Regions from separate parts of the Homo sapiens genome. Here region 2 is linked to region 1. Evidence: chromatin contacts called from ENCODE Hi-C or POLR2A ChIA-PET data. All regions are on one chromosome and are shown on one strand. Each heading gives the region's core, a stretch centred on a gene start or an enhancer-like site at or near the end of the contact. The rest is flanking DNA. Distances are from core to core; before and after follow the strand shown.

What was found. A loop is a pair of places that touch in the nucleus more often than their neighbours do. ChIA-PET counts read pairs that join two places held with the same protein, here RNA polymerase II (POLR2A). Pooled maps may share reads with other maps.
Region 2: a loop to region 1 is called in a pooled map, with 2.0 times the contacts of the local background. The contact joins two enhancer-like sites. A Hi-C loop is called at or near these places in 4 of 50 pooled maps. POLR2A ChIA-PET finds 5 or more read pairs at or near these places in 4 of 52 experiments (AG04450, MCF 10A, T-cell and 1 more).

The regions. Positions count from the first base shown.
Region 1 is chr2:28,222,395-28,230,171 of GRCh38, forward strand. All of the region lies in intron 7 of BABAM2 (BRISC and BRCA1 A complex member 2), which reads left to right. Among named protein-coding and RNA genes, the nearest start is that of BABAM2-AS2, 84 kb to the right of the region's middle. Within about 2 kb of position 2,854, at least 7 of the 41 ENCODE cell types and tissues checked have a DNase peak (open chromatin) inside an H3K27ac peak, as active enhancers do.
Region 2 is chr2:28,449,518-28,457,294 of GRCh38, forward strand. It overlaps LOC102723530 (a long non-coding RNA gene), which reads right to left and starts at 668. Exons shown (of 2, transcript NR_187669.1): 1 at 523-668. RefSeq lists enhancers at 2,213-2,726, 2,727-3,240. Within about 2 kb of position 4,539, at least 2 of the 41 ENCODE cell types and tissues checked have a DNase peak (open chromatin) inside an H3K27ac peak, as active enhancers do.

The sequences.
Region 1 (7,777 bases), core at 1,604-4,103:
TTCCAGAAGTGAAGCTATGAATATTCAACATGTGATTCCACGTGAGTCTGAGCGAAACTACTTTCGGCCCATTGATGCCATGGATGCAGTATTGATACCTTCACATGCTGCAGGGGCAGGAGATAATAGCTATGGGCCAGCCATACAACTTTTCTCATAAGTCATGTTTGCATTCCCCTTTGTGCTATTAATACTGCTCTATTAGTACATGTTTAGTGTTTTGGTTTTGAAGCCTTAAGAAAACAGTAGCAATCCAAATTCTCAAGCAACCAAGAAAGTGGTTTCCAAAAAAGTTATTAGGCCAACCTCAATTATATTTGGCCAATTAAATTGGCATTGTCCTTGTCTACAGTTCCCAGAACCCCTTCTCTTCCTGACTAAATCTTTCCCTTTCTGTTGTGTCTTGTGTCACTGGTTTAAAGAAAGCAAACACATCCATCTTCTGGAGTTATCAGGCGCCTCAGTACAGGTTCCCCTGAGTTCTAGGCAGCCTGGACCATGAGGCACCCTGGCCCTGCTTCCCCGCAGGCCCGCCCCGCACTCTGTCTGGGGAAGTGTGGGCCCTTGTTACTATTGTGGCTGTTTTGAATCATCTATTTTAGAGAATTGGCTAAAAATAGTATTTAAATTAGTGGATATTTTTTAAAAGTAAAAGATGCAGGTAAATAAATTATGTTATTTAGAAATAGATTCCTAGTTTTGCACAGATGGATATTAACAGAACTGAACTCCCACTTCCCTGTTATTAAGTAAACAGGATATTTAGTAAGATCAAATGTTTTTGAAATGATAGCAATCTACTGAATATATCTTATTTTTGTTAAAACACTAACCACACTTATAGCCTCCTCAATTCCCTCTTCCCAGTCTGCTCCAGAAAATGGTTCCTCCTGCTTTCCAGCTGGTTTGGGGAGCACACTGCAGAGGGGGACAGTGCCCCCATCCAGTGTCTGTGTCCTGCTCCCCATGCTCACCTTTGTGGACATTTCCTGGGGCAGTAGCTGGCACCAGGGCCAGGCACCCGGGCTTGGCACCTGAGCTGCATCAGCAGAATGGGGAGGAGAGAGGGTCCTTACAAGCAAGCACCTGCCTACAGCCCCTTAAACTGGCTCTGCCCTTCTTCCCTTCATTGTTCACCGCCTTGACTTGATCGTACTCTCTGCTTATTGGGCAGCTGTGGTGGGAGTGAGAGTAGAGGTCTCCAGAGGGGACAGGAAGATCAATGGGCAACTGGAATGACACCAATAACTCGGCTCTTCAAGGTAGAACTGGGGCCAGGCTGAATGTTGCCAAAATTAGAAGAGCAGCAACTTTACCTATTAACTGAGGTCTTTAACTTCTGAGGATAGAAGATTCCTTCTGTATGGTTGAAACAGCATTTCTCAGGGGTGGGGCAGTCAGGTAGTCTGTCCTTTTAGTCCATATCAGAACCAGCTATGAGCTTTTTTCCTTCTTTTCAAATAACACATTTCTCCACCCTGAGATTCCAATATGCTATGCTAGAACAAGGGTGGGAGAAAAGGTATGTCTCCTCCCACCCCTTCCTCTCTCCCCAAGAGAAATCTCTGAAGGGAGGTCACACTACTTTGGTGTTCAGGGACAGATACACTTCTACTCACTGCTTGTATATGCAACAGATGATGTTGAAGAAGAGGCTATTTCCCACATTAACCAAAGTGGCACATGACTCCATGTGAACCAAACCAAAACAACAAAAATACTTACCTTCAAACAGTTTAATTTACCCAGTTAATCACAAAAGATTAAAAAATTGCTAAATCAGAAATTCTCTACCTGTAACTGATGTTTTCATTGATGATGAATATTAGAAACATTAACTATATCACATACTCCCTGAGGACATAGAGTGGTGACTTGCAAATGTTTTGGTTTGGAATTGTGGCACCTTATTGTTGTCCCTAAATGGTTTACATATTGCACACATTTTTAATTTAAAAACAAGAAACAAAACAACCACTTTAATTTCACGCAAGCCCTTTTGTGATAACTGCAGACATGAGTGTCATAGAGCCAGACCCCTGACTTGCTGCCAGTAAAATGAATGTGTCTTTAAAATTTTTGCAAACAAATTTAGTCTTAACTCTTCTCTGGCTTACTAAATTGTGGGATGCTTCGTACTTCAGTTTGCGGTACTTGAGCTTTAGAAGCGTGCCTGAATGGTGCTCAAGACACTGCTGTGGGCCTCTGCTGACAATGCAAGCTCTCACAAAACTGAACGTTTGGCCCATTTACCATAAAGAAGCAAACAGTCCCCATCCTAAGGACAGGCCTAGCCTAAGGTTAACAGTAAGAGCAACATTTTGTTGCTTCATTTTCCTATTAAGCTCTGGGTTGCTGATTGAAGCAGAATTCCAATGTTTTGACACACCACCACATTGTTAGCACGATAGGGAGGATTTGATTATGGGAGAACAAGTCCAAAAACGGTAAATTGACAAAAAAAAAAAAAAAAAAAAAAATCTGGGGCCCTGTTTCTCAAGGCAGCTTTTGTGGTTGCATTCCTTTATTTGATGTGGTTCTTTCCTTCTCCTGTGCCAAACGGTGCAATGTGGAAAAATGATGAAGTTGCAAAAAAAGGAGAGTGGATAGGGAGTGAACTGTTTAGTAACAAGAGAAAGAAAACAGAGCTTAGGGATCAAAGACAAAAATACCTGTTTCTCCAAGTAGGAAGAAGAAAATTAACTCAGGGGTTCTTTCCTGAAGCCTGGATAAAGGCTGAGCCCTGCTCTCAGCTGGTGCTGCTTAGGCCAACCCGGGCTGATCGCAGTAGAGACAGGGCAGCCACAAGCTGTCTGTAGGTGAGAAGAGCAGCAGCTAGAGAAAGGGCAAGGCTGAGTGCTATGGGTTCCCAAAGACAGTCGGGCTAACAAGGGTGGGCGCCAGGGAGGAAGGATGGAGAGCAAAGGCTGCCTTCAGCATCAGACTGAACACGGTTAACACCAGCCAGCCCTGCAGGCATCAGAATCCAGAGGAGGAAGCATCAGAATCGAAAGGAGGAAGAGGCTTCCATGCAGGAACAGGATTTTATTTATTTACAATTTGAAGGCTGGATAGCTTCTCTATTGTGTGGTTTATGACATTTTCTGAGTGTTAAAATTATCTCTTTTTGCACTGTGAAAAGAGCATATATGATTCATGTTAATATTTCTGAGGATCAGTCACCAACTAACAGCTAGTATTTTGGGTGGGAGGAAGGCTTTTGTAGGCAGCTTTTTCACCTAACATAGAAGTTAAAAAGCACCAGAATATGCCTCAAGCTTCGTTCAAAATCATATAAATAGCTCCCTCTTGCACAGTTACAATCTAGTATGGTTGTGAGAACTCCCACAGTCCACGAGTTGCCTAATGCTCACCTCACCCTTGCCTGAAAAAAGCTAATTCCTGTGGTTTACCTGCTGATGGAATATAGCTTCTAAGAAGTTTGACCAAAGGGCCTCTTTTCATTTTTGCTAATAACCTATTCTAGGGGGGTGGGGTTTGCCTATATTTCTTCCTGGATACTTTTCGTACTTTCAGCATCTGTAGAACTGTCAAATATTTCTATAATCCTAGATCAAGAGTCAGCAAACTAAAACCTCCTGGCCAAATCCAGCCCACAGCTAAGAATGACTTTTACATTTTTTAAATGGTTAGAAAAATATTTAAATAATAATGTTTCATGACTCGTAAAAATTACATGAAACTTGAATTTTAGTATCCATAAACAAAATGTTGTTGGAACACAGCCGTGCTCATTCATTTACATATTATCTGCGGCTGCCTTTGCACTTCAGCAGGAGAGCTAAGTAGCTGCAATACAGGCATTATGGATGCAAAGATGACAATATTTACTACCTGGCCTTTTACTGAAAAAGTTTGCCAATCCCTTTCCAAGACCGTTAAACTCTTCTTTTCCATAATGACTATTTCCATAAAGATATATACATTTATTGGCTTTTAATGTTCATTTAGAAATTTGACTTCCATCTCTTTTTTATATTCATTGGACTTTAATACTACAAATATTTTTTAAGTGTCTAATATGCTTGGCATTATTCTTGCTAAGAATAATGAGGTTATAAAAGTGAACAAAACAGAGGCAGATCCTCATTCTGGAGGAGATTATATTCTAGTGAGGAGTCATGGGGGGAGATGATGAGTGAATACGTGTAGAATGTCTTATGCCACGGAGAAAACGACAACACAGAAGACCAAGTACCAGAGATGGAAGGGGCTTATCTTAAATAGATGGTTCAGGAAGCCTCACTCAGAAGCTGACATTTGAGTAAGACCTGAAGCAGGTGAAGAAGCCCGCCCCGCAAATGGCTGGGAAGAGTTCCAGGCAGAGAGAACAGCAGGAGAACTGGGCCAGTGCCCTGAGGTGAAATTGCCCCAGCTTATCCAGGGAGGTTTTAGCCCCAGTGAGAAGTTCAGTAGGTTCTGAGCCCTGCTCTCAGTGGGCGCCTCTTAGGCCAACCAGGCCAATTGACTATGGGGTGTGAGAGAAAGGAGTCAGCAATGACAGAGGTTTTTGGTCTGGGAACCAAGAGATAGAAGCTGCCATTTTCTGAGATGAGGTGGATATGGGAGTAGGTTTTGGGGGCAGGGTTGCTTGTGAGCAGGTTGAGTTACAAGTTCTGAGTTCAAGAAAGGCCTGAGCCAGACAGATAACATTTAGAATTTGTTAGTTTAAAGGAGAAATTTCAGCAGTGAACCTGGCTGAGATTCAATCTCAAAGCCCAGATTTTTTTTTTTAATCTCCAGAACATCTCTCACTTTACAACTAAACAGAACTTTTTATTTTTTTAACCTCACGTTTTCTTTCCTTTGCAGTTCACCATTGGCATCGCATCAGGATCTATCCCTGTTCTTGCTTCCTCTCTAGGTAGATACCCCTCACCAGTAGGCACCCTGGGCAGCCTGAAATATGAAATATGCCTTTCTCAATGGGCAAAAAGCTGCTCGGTGTGGTGCAGGACGCATGGTCTGCTGTCCACATTGAGAACCTGGCCTCGGATCCATTGCCCTGCCTTGTTAAGTAGTGTCTGTGTCCTCGTTACTTCCAGCCTCAGTTTTGATTTGACTGCTTCCTTGCCTTGCCTTCTGTTTACCTGAATATAACCACACTCATTTTACCCATGTGTACATCTGGCAGAAACCACCTTTTTTCTGGTAGTTTCAATAAATGTCTTATCTCCCATACTAGGCCTTAAGAGCAGACCTGTGTTTTCCTTACCTTCCTGTTGTCCACAGTGCCTTTCAAGTAGTCAGTGATCCCATGCCACGGGGATGGGAGGCACATTTGCATTGACCACACCCCTTCCCATTCCAGCCCTGGCCGTGCATCATTGCATGAGGTCTAGAGCAGTATTTTTTCAAACTGTGGTGTGAGGACCACCTGCATCCACTAAGGAACAGGTTAGCATGCACATTCCCAGGTCTCACCTCCGACCTGCTGAATAAACCTAGTAAATTGCCTTCTTTGGGGTGGGATCTGGGTATCTGAGTTTTTAACAAGCCCTCCCACCCCCTCCAGATTATTCTTAAGCAAATATGAAAACTCCAGGTACAGAGAAAGATTACAATTCCAGTTTCACTGTTTCCAGCTTGGACAAATCATCCATCTCAAGCCTCAGGTTTCTTTCTTCTCTCTACAATGAGTATGTTGACACTTGCTACCTGTTTTGTAAAGGTGTTGTAAAAACTCAAGCAAGGAGCACTTTGGAAACCTGTGCTAATCTCATCTTCTGGTATCTTTTCATTTTCATGTGGAGGTCAAGCTTTAGCTACCTACAGATTGACTTCTTGAACACAGAGACCAGTGATGTGCACGTGAAGTTACCTAGTGCTATTTATGTGCCTGAACTTTTAGTAAATACCAGGTAATAGAAATCAGGTAGATACCCTTCTGTGTCCTGGAAAGGCAGAAGGCTTTTTTCTTGTTCTCTACATCTTTCTTGGACCATCATTAAAACATGTGTGCAGTGAGAAAGAAGGAGTTAGAAAAATGTTTGTAGGTTAGTCTAGGATAACTATTGTATGCACTGTTTTTTTTTCCAGGGAAAATATTTTAAAGGTAATTCATAGGAAAAGTGATCTGTACCTATTTAAGAGCAGTAAAGCCATTCATTGGAGTTTTATAACAAACTCATAGTAAATTCACTCACTCCTGACCTCTGGCTTTTGAAAATAGTTTCACTTCTTAAAGAAACTGTAATGCAATCAACAGCAGGTAGTAGGCCTGGAATCAAGATGCAACAAGAGAAAAAAAAAACTTTTCTTCCCCTTACCCTTTTCGTGTCTTGAGTGACTGGGCATCATTACAAGTAGTTCATACCAACTCTTAGTAGAACAACATCTGCTAAGTCTGTTATTGTTTTGGGGGGCTTACTTAAAATACTTTTCCACATGCTAAGAAAATCCTGATGGTGGACATCTGTTAAGATTACTGCCCTCTTAAAGGCTTGTTTGAGATGTTAACAAACTTACAAAACACATTTCTGAACAAAGACTTGGTTAGGGTTCATGCCATTAGACATACTCTGTTTGCAATTACAATAGTCTCATCTTTCATATTTTTTAAATGTAAAGTTCTTTGCTTGCATTCCACCTTCTTTCTACTGGAAAGTGTCCATCAAGTCCTCTGGCCCTGAACTAATCACTTCAGTTCAGGTACCAAAATAAGTTTAATAAATATTCCTGGAAACACCCTCAAGGACTTGGCCAGCCCAGGCATCTACTAAAACACCCAAGTCACATGTGGAACCAGATGTCAAGTATGCAGATAAGGACATAGAAGTCACAAAAGTGATAACCAGAGACCTAAGAGTGGGGTAGATTTAAGTGAGAGAAACCTGGAGTTCGATGCCTCTTTGTCATTTACCACCTATATGACCTTAGAGAGGTTCTATAGCTTCTCTGAAGTTCCCGTGCTCTCATCTGTAAGATGGGATAACACTTCTCTCATAGGTTGATATGAAGAATAGATGATATCATAGAGGAAAAGCACTTAATACAGGACATGATGCATTAGTGCTTAGTAAATGGAGTTATTATTCACTACTCTGTTCTGTGGAGAATTCATTTACCAACTAAATTCCTCTTAATGCCTTTTAAACTCTTCTCATTTATACTGTGCCTCATCAGAGAACAGCTGATCAAAATTATCCATATAGTAGTATGCCTTCTTTTTTTCTTTTTTTTTTTTTGAGACAGAGTCTTGCTCTGTCACCCAAGCTGGAGTACAGTGGCACAATCTCATCTCACTGCAACCTCTGCCTCCCAGGTTCAAGTGATTCTTCTGCCTCAGCCTCCCAAGTAGCTGGAACTACAGGTGTGCACCACCACACACCTGGCTAGTTTTTGTATTTTTAGTAGAGACGGGGTTTCACCATGTTGACCAGGCTGGTCTCAAACTCCTGATCTCAAGTGGTCCACCTGCCTTGGCCTCCCAAAGTGCTGGGATTACAGGCATGAGCCACTGCACCCGGCCCATATTTTTAATTACTCCATTTAATAATGGTGTATTTTTAAAGTTATTTAACTTAGCCATTTCAACTTTTTTAGACTTTGCTCCAAGGAGGAATGTTTTCTGAGTGCTTAATCATAGTTGTCATTGTCTCAACATTTCCATTTTTATATGTCCCTTTAAAAGTGAGAAACAAAAAGTGGAATACAGTACTCTCACAGAGTCCTTACTTACAGCTATAAAGTGTGTTTAGTAGAAATATTAGATTAGTCACAAATGTAATACAGCCAGGTCTGAATTGATGCTTCC
Region 2 (7,777 bases), core at 3,289-5,788, 230 kb after region 1:
CCCCCACCTCCATGCCTTCCTGCACGATGCTCTTCCCGCGGCCTGAAACTCCCTTCCCTTCCCATGTCTGGCTTCTGCCTACTCCTCCCACACGATTATCTCAGATATCTCTCCCCACCCCGCGTCTTCTCCCAGGGAGTCTTTCCTGACCACTCCCTCTGCATGGAGCCTGGCTGTCTGTGTCTGTCTGTCTGTCCATCCATCTGTCAGCCATGCCTCTGGCCTCCTGCCACACCTCCCTCTCCCGGTGCCCACCCACACCCTGCAGTGGAACTCTATTTCCCCTCTGGACCATGAGCTCCCGGGCCCTGGCCCTGATCTTCCCTCTCAGGGGCCTAGTCCAGGGTCTGAAACATAATAACAGCTCAATAAATGAGTGTCAAAACAATTACTGGCTTACTCAATGAATGACTTCTGAATACAGGGCCCACTTCTACAAATGAGTCACAAGTCTGAGCCACCGTGCCCTGCCCCCACCCACTGACCCCAGTGAAACCCTCCCTGTGATGACATCATCATTACCTTGAATTCTCAGAATCACCGGTGCCTTCTATCTTCTCCTTTTACTCTACCTGCTTCTAAATCCCCCTCCTCCTCCTTCTTTCCCCCTCCTCTGGGGGCAGCACATCTAAATAAGGTAGTGTTCCTTCCGGGCTGTGAATTATCAGGATTTTCATCTAGTGACTCGGGAAATTGTGAGACAGAATCAGGAAGTCGATCCCCAAGTGCTGGACAAGGAGATGCGATGCCAGTTGGCCCCTGGTGCTCTGGAGTTAACTGAGTAGGAGACTGGGAGGACCTAGGTAGGGAAGGAGGAGGCTTGAGCTGAGGAGAATGGGTATGGGGTGTGGGAAACTGGCGGGGTTGGGCTCCTTACAGACTGCACAGGCCAAGGCATCCCTGGTCTGGCATGAAGGGAGAGGCCACTGCCCTGTCCCATACACTTGGCTGCCTAAGGTCCTTTGTGGGGAGGCAACCATCCTCCCCACACCCAACTTAGATGATCAGGAAGGAGCCCACCCAGGGAACATCCCTGCCTCTCATCTCATCTTCTCTCCTGTGACTCCTCCTGTCTTTTTCCCTAAATGTCATGGAGGTGTTTCTGGCACAAGTAGTGAGGAGCTGGCCAACCAGAGCATGCCCCGGGGTCACTGCCATTTTCATGTCATACCCTTTTCATGAAGAAATAAATTAGGACCCTGCTTCTGGAAAACTGATGTTTGTGACATCATGTAGGGAACAGATGGGATATTTGAGATTCTTGAAAAAGGATCATATATATCTCAATAAAAGGCAACTTCTGAGGCCAGAGGAAAACATAATAAATAAAAGGACTGCTGCTTCCTGTATCAGGTGGGAAAAGCATGACATGAGTTAACCCAAAAAATGTTTTTTTGTAAACAAGTAAAAGTAAATAAACCCAAGAAGGGCAGGAAAGTCAAAGGTTGTTTCTTGACAGGTTTGTCAAGGGGTACAGGGGTCCCGTGGCAGCATGTCCATCCCCGCCTTCTCACACTGCCTTGCAATCGCCGCCTTGTCTCCGGAGCCCTAGAGGGCAGGGCCATTACGTTATCTCTCTCTCAATCCCCGGGGCCTAGCCTGGGACCTGACACATAGTAGGTGCTCAGTAGGCAGAGAGACCGTATAATTTATCATCCAAACTGGGACACTTCAAGGTCAAAGGAGGCTATTAATAATTACATCTGGACAACAGTTGTAATCTGGGACTGTCTGGACAAAAAGGTGTCTGTTGAATAAGTGAATGAATGAACAAATGAATGAATGAATGATTCTTAGGCTGAGGCTGCTGACACCGAGGCATTCATGGCTTCCTACATCCGTTGGTGCCACTGTCTAATAGAAAATTCACCCGTGTATACCATGTATACCAAGCTGGGATTGAAAGTCCATCTCCGTTCTTAGCTTGCAGACTGGGACTCCACTGCAGAGAGAAACTGGGCTGAGCCGGAAGGGCCCTGCAGGTGCTGCTCAGAGCATCTTCCTCCACTTTCCTGCTGGCTTGGGCACCAGGAACTCGGCTCTGCGCTTTCTGTTCTTTGTAGCATTTAATCCTTACACCAGCCTTGTGAAGTAGATGTTCTTATTACCTTTTACAGGTGAATCAACCCAGGCTTAGAGAAGTGAAGTATTGTGCCCAAGGCGCTAATATCAGAGATACAACCTATACCCAAGTCTGTGGGACACCGAAGTACGTGCCTCTAAGACGTCACCACCTTGCCTTTTATGTGGCCTTCTCTCAAGAAGAGGACTTAGAGGCTTGGGGCGTCCAGTTTCTGGAGGCAGGCAGGGCCTCCTGTGGCCTGATCCATTGGCTGGAGAGGAGTCAGCAGGGGCTGGGGTCATGGCATTGTCCCAGTGGGAATGGAAAGTTTGCCTCCTGGAGGCGCCCCCTCTGCCCCACGTCTGATTGCGGGCAGAGTCTTGGACGGGGCAGTGGCACATTCAGAACCTCTGGCCAGGCTAGGACCATGAGAAGTGGGCTTTTCATAGGTTACAAGCCCTGTGGCCGTGGGAGCAGGCGGGGCAGGGACCCTGGTCAGCCTGATTCACAGGCCAGGATGCTGCCACCTGAGCCTTGTAACTGAGCCCTCGTGGCTCCTGAGGGTGGGTTAAGGAGGAGAAGGTGTTCCGAACCGGAACTCCTAACCAAGGGCTCTATCAGTCCTTCCACCTCCTGCTTCCGGCCCGCCCCACACCTACCCCCTGGAGGGCCGTGGAGTTTCTTTGATGCACGGCCTGGCTGTTTTTCCAGAACGTGGTTCATTTGCAGTCCCAGCCCATCGGGAGAGCGGCCTGAGAGTCTGAGGGCTCCAGCCCAGGGGAGAGGCTTGCTGGGGCCTGGCTGGGCTGAAGTGGTGGAGAGGGGAGAGGCCAGGCCCAGAACCTCTTTTTCCCTCTTGTGTTCCCAGGCCGGTCAGGCTCCTGCTGGGCGATTGATGGAGGTGAGAGGATGTGGGCTAGGGCTGGGTCTGGGCAAGGGCTCTGTGAGGGAGCAGGGTTAGGCACTCTCCCCCGCTCCCCCCACCTGCCTCCCACCTCCACTCTCTGCAGATAGCCCTTGCCCCAAGGCTGCAGCCCAGTTGACATCCCTGAGCCTGGGCCACCAAGCGCAGCTCCCTTGCGCCCTCTAGTGTCTGCCCCTCTCAGGTACAGGGTGCCTTGGGCCAATCTCTGAACCTAGAATTGACCTTCCAAACCGGGCCATTCCTAAGCATGAGGTGGACTCTGTTGACAATGATGCTGGGCAGCAGACGCAAAAAGAGACTGGGCCAGCTGTCTTTTCACTCCACTCAGGTCAGAAGTGCCCCCTCCCCACTCCACTGTGGTCCCCAGAACCATCTCTGGGAACCACCCCATTTGTAAATGAGATAATGCATGTGACGTGCTTAGCAAGGGGCTGGGAGAGTAGGGGACCAGTGACTATGTGGTCAATGAACAGCTATTAGCTCCACTAGGTAGAAGCAATGATCTGTTTGGTCCTGTGCTGGGGGCTCGTTTCCAGGGGGGAGGACAGAGAAGCTCTGTCCAGTGCTGCTGAGGCAGGAATGAGGACTCCATGTTCGGAGTCTGGCACGGAGCAGGAGGGTGATTTGATGGCTCGGTGTGTGTTGGCTGCAAGAGCAAATGCAAAACGTCAGCCTGAGATTAATCAAGACATCCTTCCACTTACCGTTTCGGGTCTTGTTGGGGAGTTTGGAAGGAAAACTGCCTTTCCAGCAAGATGTTTTGACATGATGCCTTTTCCCTGGCATGCGTTGTCTCCTTCTCCCCACCCATCCCCTTCGCCACAGCTTTAGGGATGACCTCTGCCCTGCTGGGTGCCCTTGATGACTAACACAGCAAGTGTGTGGACCGCCACCTGTCCTGGCCTCACCCACCTTCACCCTCCATTTCTTCATGACTGCCCCCGTGGCTTCTAGGGGGAAGGCCCCAGACAGGTTTGCTAAACTACTGACTCCCAGGGCTCCCTGACAGGGCCTGATGCAGGGTGGCCAGCGGTTGTGACCCCTAGACCAGGTGGGTCCCAGCACAGGGACCTGAGCCCCACCCTCAGGGAGCTGGCGGCTACACGGGGAGCGGTCACCTGTACAGATAAATCTAGTGGAAAGCCCCCATGGCCAGAACCAGGGCGGAGGGCCTGGGGCAGGCTCTGGAGTATAGAAGAGGGAAGGCGCCTTTGGAACAGACAGCAGAGAGAAGAGCCTGCAGGATGAGTGCGAAGGATTGCTGTGGACAGAGGTGGGCCAGGGCTCAGCTCGAGGGCTCCCAGGGAAAGGAGCCTGGGGTGGCCTGGGCACCGTGTGTGTGTGTGTGTATGTGTGTGCGCGCGCGTGCATGTGCGTGTGCATAGGTATGATTCAGGGAGACATAAGGGACTTTGGCAAAGTCAGGAGGATGTGGGGGCTAAGCAAACACCACTTTGAAGACTTCTCTTTGGCATGGGGTGTGACAAGCCAGGTCTGGTGCCTTGTTGAGGAAAGGGAGAAAACTCTGAGTTGGTTTTTGTGTTCCTCAAACCAGTTTGCCCACATCCTTGGCATCATCTGTGCCCTGTGAAGGGCCCGCTTGGAGCCATGCATGTCTGGGCCTGAGGGTGGCGGTGCCTACGTGAGGCCCTGCGGTCTCTTCAGGAGCTCCCCGAGAGGGGCACTTGGCCACTGTTGGAGCTGAGAGGGGCCTGGCCCAGCTCACCCGCCTCTCCTGCTTCTCACCCAGCCCCTGCTGCTGAGAGCTCTGGCAGCCTCCGTGTGCACAGCAGGCCTGGGCTCAGTCACAGGTAGCTCTTCTGTCTGCTCCACGGTGGCTCTCCTCAGGGCCTTGGCTCTCATGTGAGGCTTCCAGCTGCTGCTCACACTCAGAGCTTTGCATGACCAGCAACACACAGGCAGATAAGAGCATTGGGTCTAGGGCGAGAAAATCCTGGGTTCAAGATCAGGCTCTGCCATTTACCAGCTATGTGGCCTCAGGCAGGTTGAACTCTTTGAGCCGCAGTTATCTCATCTGTAAATTGGGGATAATAACACTTAATGGTACTTATCTCATGGGGTTGTCATGAGGATCAAATGAGATGATGTGTGTGTAAACACCTTACAGAGGGCTCCACTAATGGAAGGCATTATTATTGCTGTTTCCATACCACACGACACTCACCCAAGAATGGAAGTTCATGTTCTGACTGTCAATGACGTGTCCAGCATTCCTCCTGTGCTCATTTCATAACTATTCGTTGAGCCTCCTTGGTGCCAGGCACTGTTCTAGACTCTTGGGCCATAAAAATCAATAAAACACAAGATCCCTGCCTCCTTACGGCTGACCTTCTAGGGGAGAGACTTTCACATACCCCAATCTACTTAGCACACATTCCAACCTCTCTCTGGCATCTGCAAACTCAAGTCTGCAAGGTGAAGCAACATCCTAAGCTGCTAGGAACTCTCTCCATAAGTACTCATCCAGATGGCCTGGTGATACGGACAGGAGACAGGGAAATACTGGGTAGAAGAGGGTGGCTCCTGGCAAAGGCCCCACCCTCAAGCCTGAAGACCCACGGCCCTAAATGAGGACAGGCATTCCTGTTTTTGAGCGGAAAAAGTTGCCTTTTGGCCTGCCACACCCCCTATCCTGCACCCATATAAACCCTGAACCCCAGGCTTCAGAAACAGACGAGCAAGCCAGCAGACCAGCAGACGGACAGTGGAACGATGCAGTAGAGAAAGAGAGAGGAGGAGGAACATCTGAACATGGAGAGGAGTTTGACTGGGGACGGTCAGAGAGGAGTCCGGCTGCTGGGCTCCTGACTCCAGGGGAAGATCACCTTCCTACTCCATACCCCCCTTCTGGCTCCTCATCCGTCCCACTGAAAGCTACCTCTACCATTCAATAAAACCTCGCATTCATCCTTCAAGCCCATGTGTGACCCAGTTTTTCCGGGATGCTGGATAAGAGCTTGTGATACAGAGAGCTGTCACACTGGCCCTCTGCCCTTGCGAAAAGGCAGAGGGTCCATTGAGCTGGTTAACACATGCTGTCTGCGGACAGCAAAGCTGAAAGAGCTTTGTAACACTGGGGTTGCAGGCACCCACCTTTAGACACTACAGTAGGGCCAGAGCCCAAATGGCTCACCCTGGCCTCTGCACCTTCCCATCTGCATGCTCCACCTCCTGAGAGGGATTTGAGCAGCAGGGGTGACCGAAAAGGCAAGCGGCACATCCTGAGGGGGATCGGGGACCTCTCCTGTTTCACTGCAGAAGTCCTTTCGTGGCAAAACAAGGTCATGTTGAGACAACACTCAGAGCATTGTCGTGAAAAGGGAGCACAATCATTAAGAGTAGTTGCCCATTTTACAGATGAGGAAATTGGGGCCCAGAAAAGTTTAACTGCCTTGCCCTAGGTTATGCTGCTGCTCAGTAACAAAATAACTTAGTCAACAAATATTTGCTGAGCCCCTATTTTGTGCCAGCCACTGCTTTGGGCACTGGGGCACAGTCAGTGCCTTAGTGGAGCTTGCATTCTCTAAAGGGGTGACTTAAAATAAATATGTAAACAGGTGAGCTCATTTCAGACATGATGAGTGCTAGGCGGAAAATCATACAAGATAATGGGAGGGACAGTGACTTAGGAATGGGGTAGTTGGGGAAGGCCTCCGGGGAGGTGACACTGAAGTCAAGGAACCAAGCAGAGGACACTTCCGGTGGAAGTTATCCTAAATGGTGACCCAGATAAGAGACTCAAAGGATTCCCTACAGCTCACTTAAAAGGCAAAGGAGAAAATGTGGCTGTGAGTCCTCCTAGGGAGAGCAGGGGTTTCTGAGCTGTGGCCTGAGGAGCCAGGTGGCCCTCCTTGTAAAACAGAGCTCAGGGCATCTGGGGATCCTTTTGTTTTGTTTTCTAATAGACTTTATTTTTTAGGTTCATAGCAAATTTGAAAACAAAGTATAGAGAGTCCCCATATACCCCTGCCCCTACATGTGTAGTACATTCATTAAATCAAGAACCCACATGGATGCATCATCACCCAAAGTCTATATTTACATTGGGGTTCACTCTTGGTGTTGATGTCCTATGAGTTCTAACCGAAGTGTGATGACTTTATCCACTGTCACAGCATCTTAGAGTAGTTTCACGGCCCTAAAAATCCTCTGTGCTCCGCCTGTTCATCCCTCCCTCCCCACAACCCCTGGCACCCACTGGTCTTTTTGCTGTCTCCGTAGTCTTGCCTTTCCCAGAGTGTCATATAGTTGGAATCATACAGTATGCACCCTGTTCATACTGGCTTCTTCCACTTAATAATATACATTTAAGTTTTCTCCATGTCTTTTCATGGCTTGGCAGCACATTTCTTTTTAGCGTTGAATGAAATTTGCATTTTCTGGATGTAGGGGCTTGATATGGTTTGGCTCTGTGTCCCCACCCAAATCTCATCTTGAATGATACGCCTGTAACTCCCACGTGTTGTGGGAGGGACCCGGTGGGAGATCATTGAATCATGGGGGCGCTTTCTCTCATACTTTCCTTATGGTAGTAAGTCTCATGAGATCTGATTTTTTTTAAATAGGGAGTTTCTGCTTTCGCTTCTGCGTCATTTTTTTCTTGCTGCCGCCATGTAAGTAGTACCGTTCGCCTTCCGCCATGATTGTGAGGCCTCTCCAGCCACGCAGAACTGTGAGTCCAATCAGCCTCGTTCTTTTGTAAATTGCCCAGTGTCGCGTATGTCTTTATCAGCAGCGTGAAAACGGGCTAATACAGGCTTCTTTCTTGT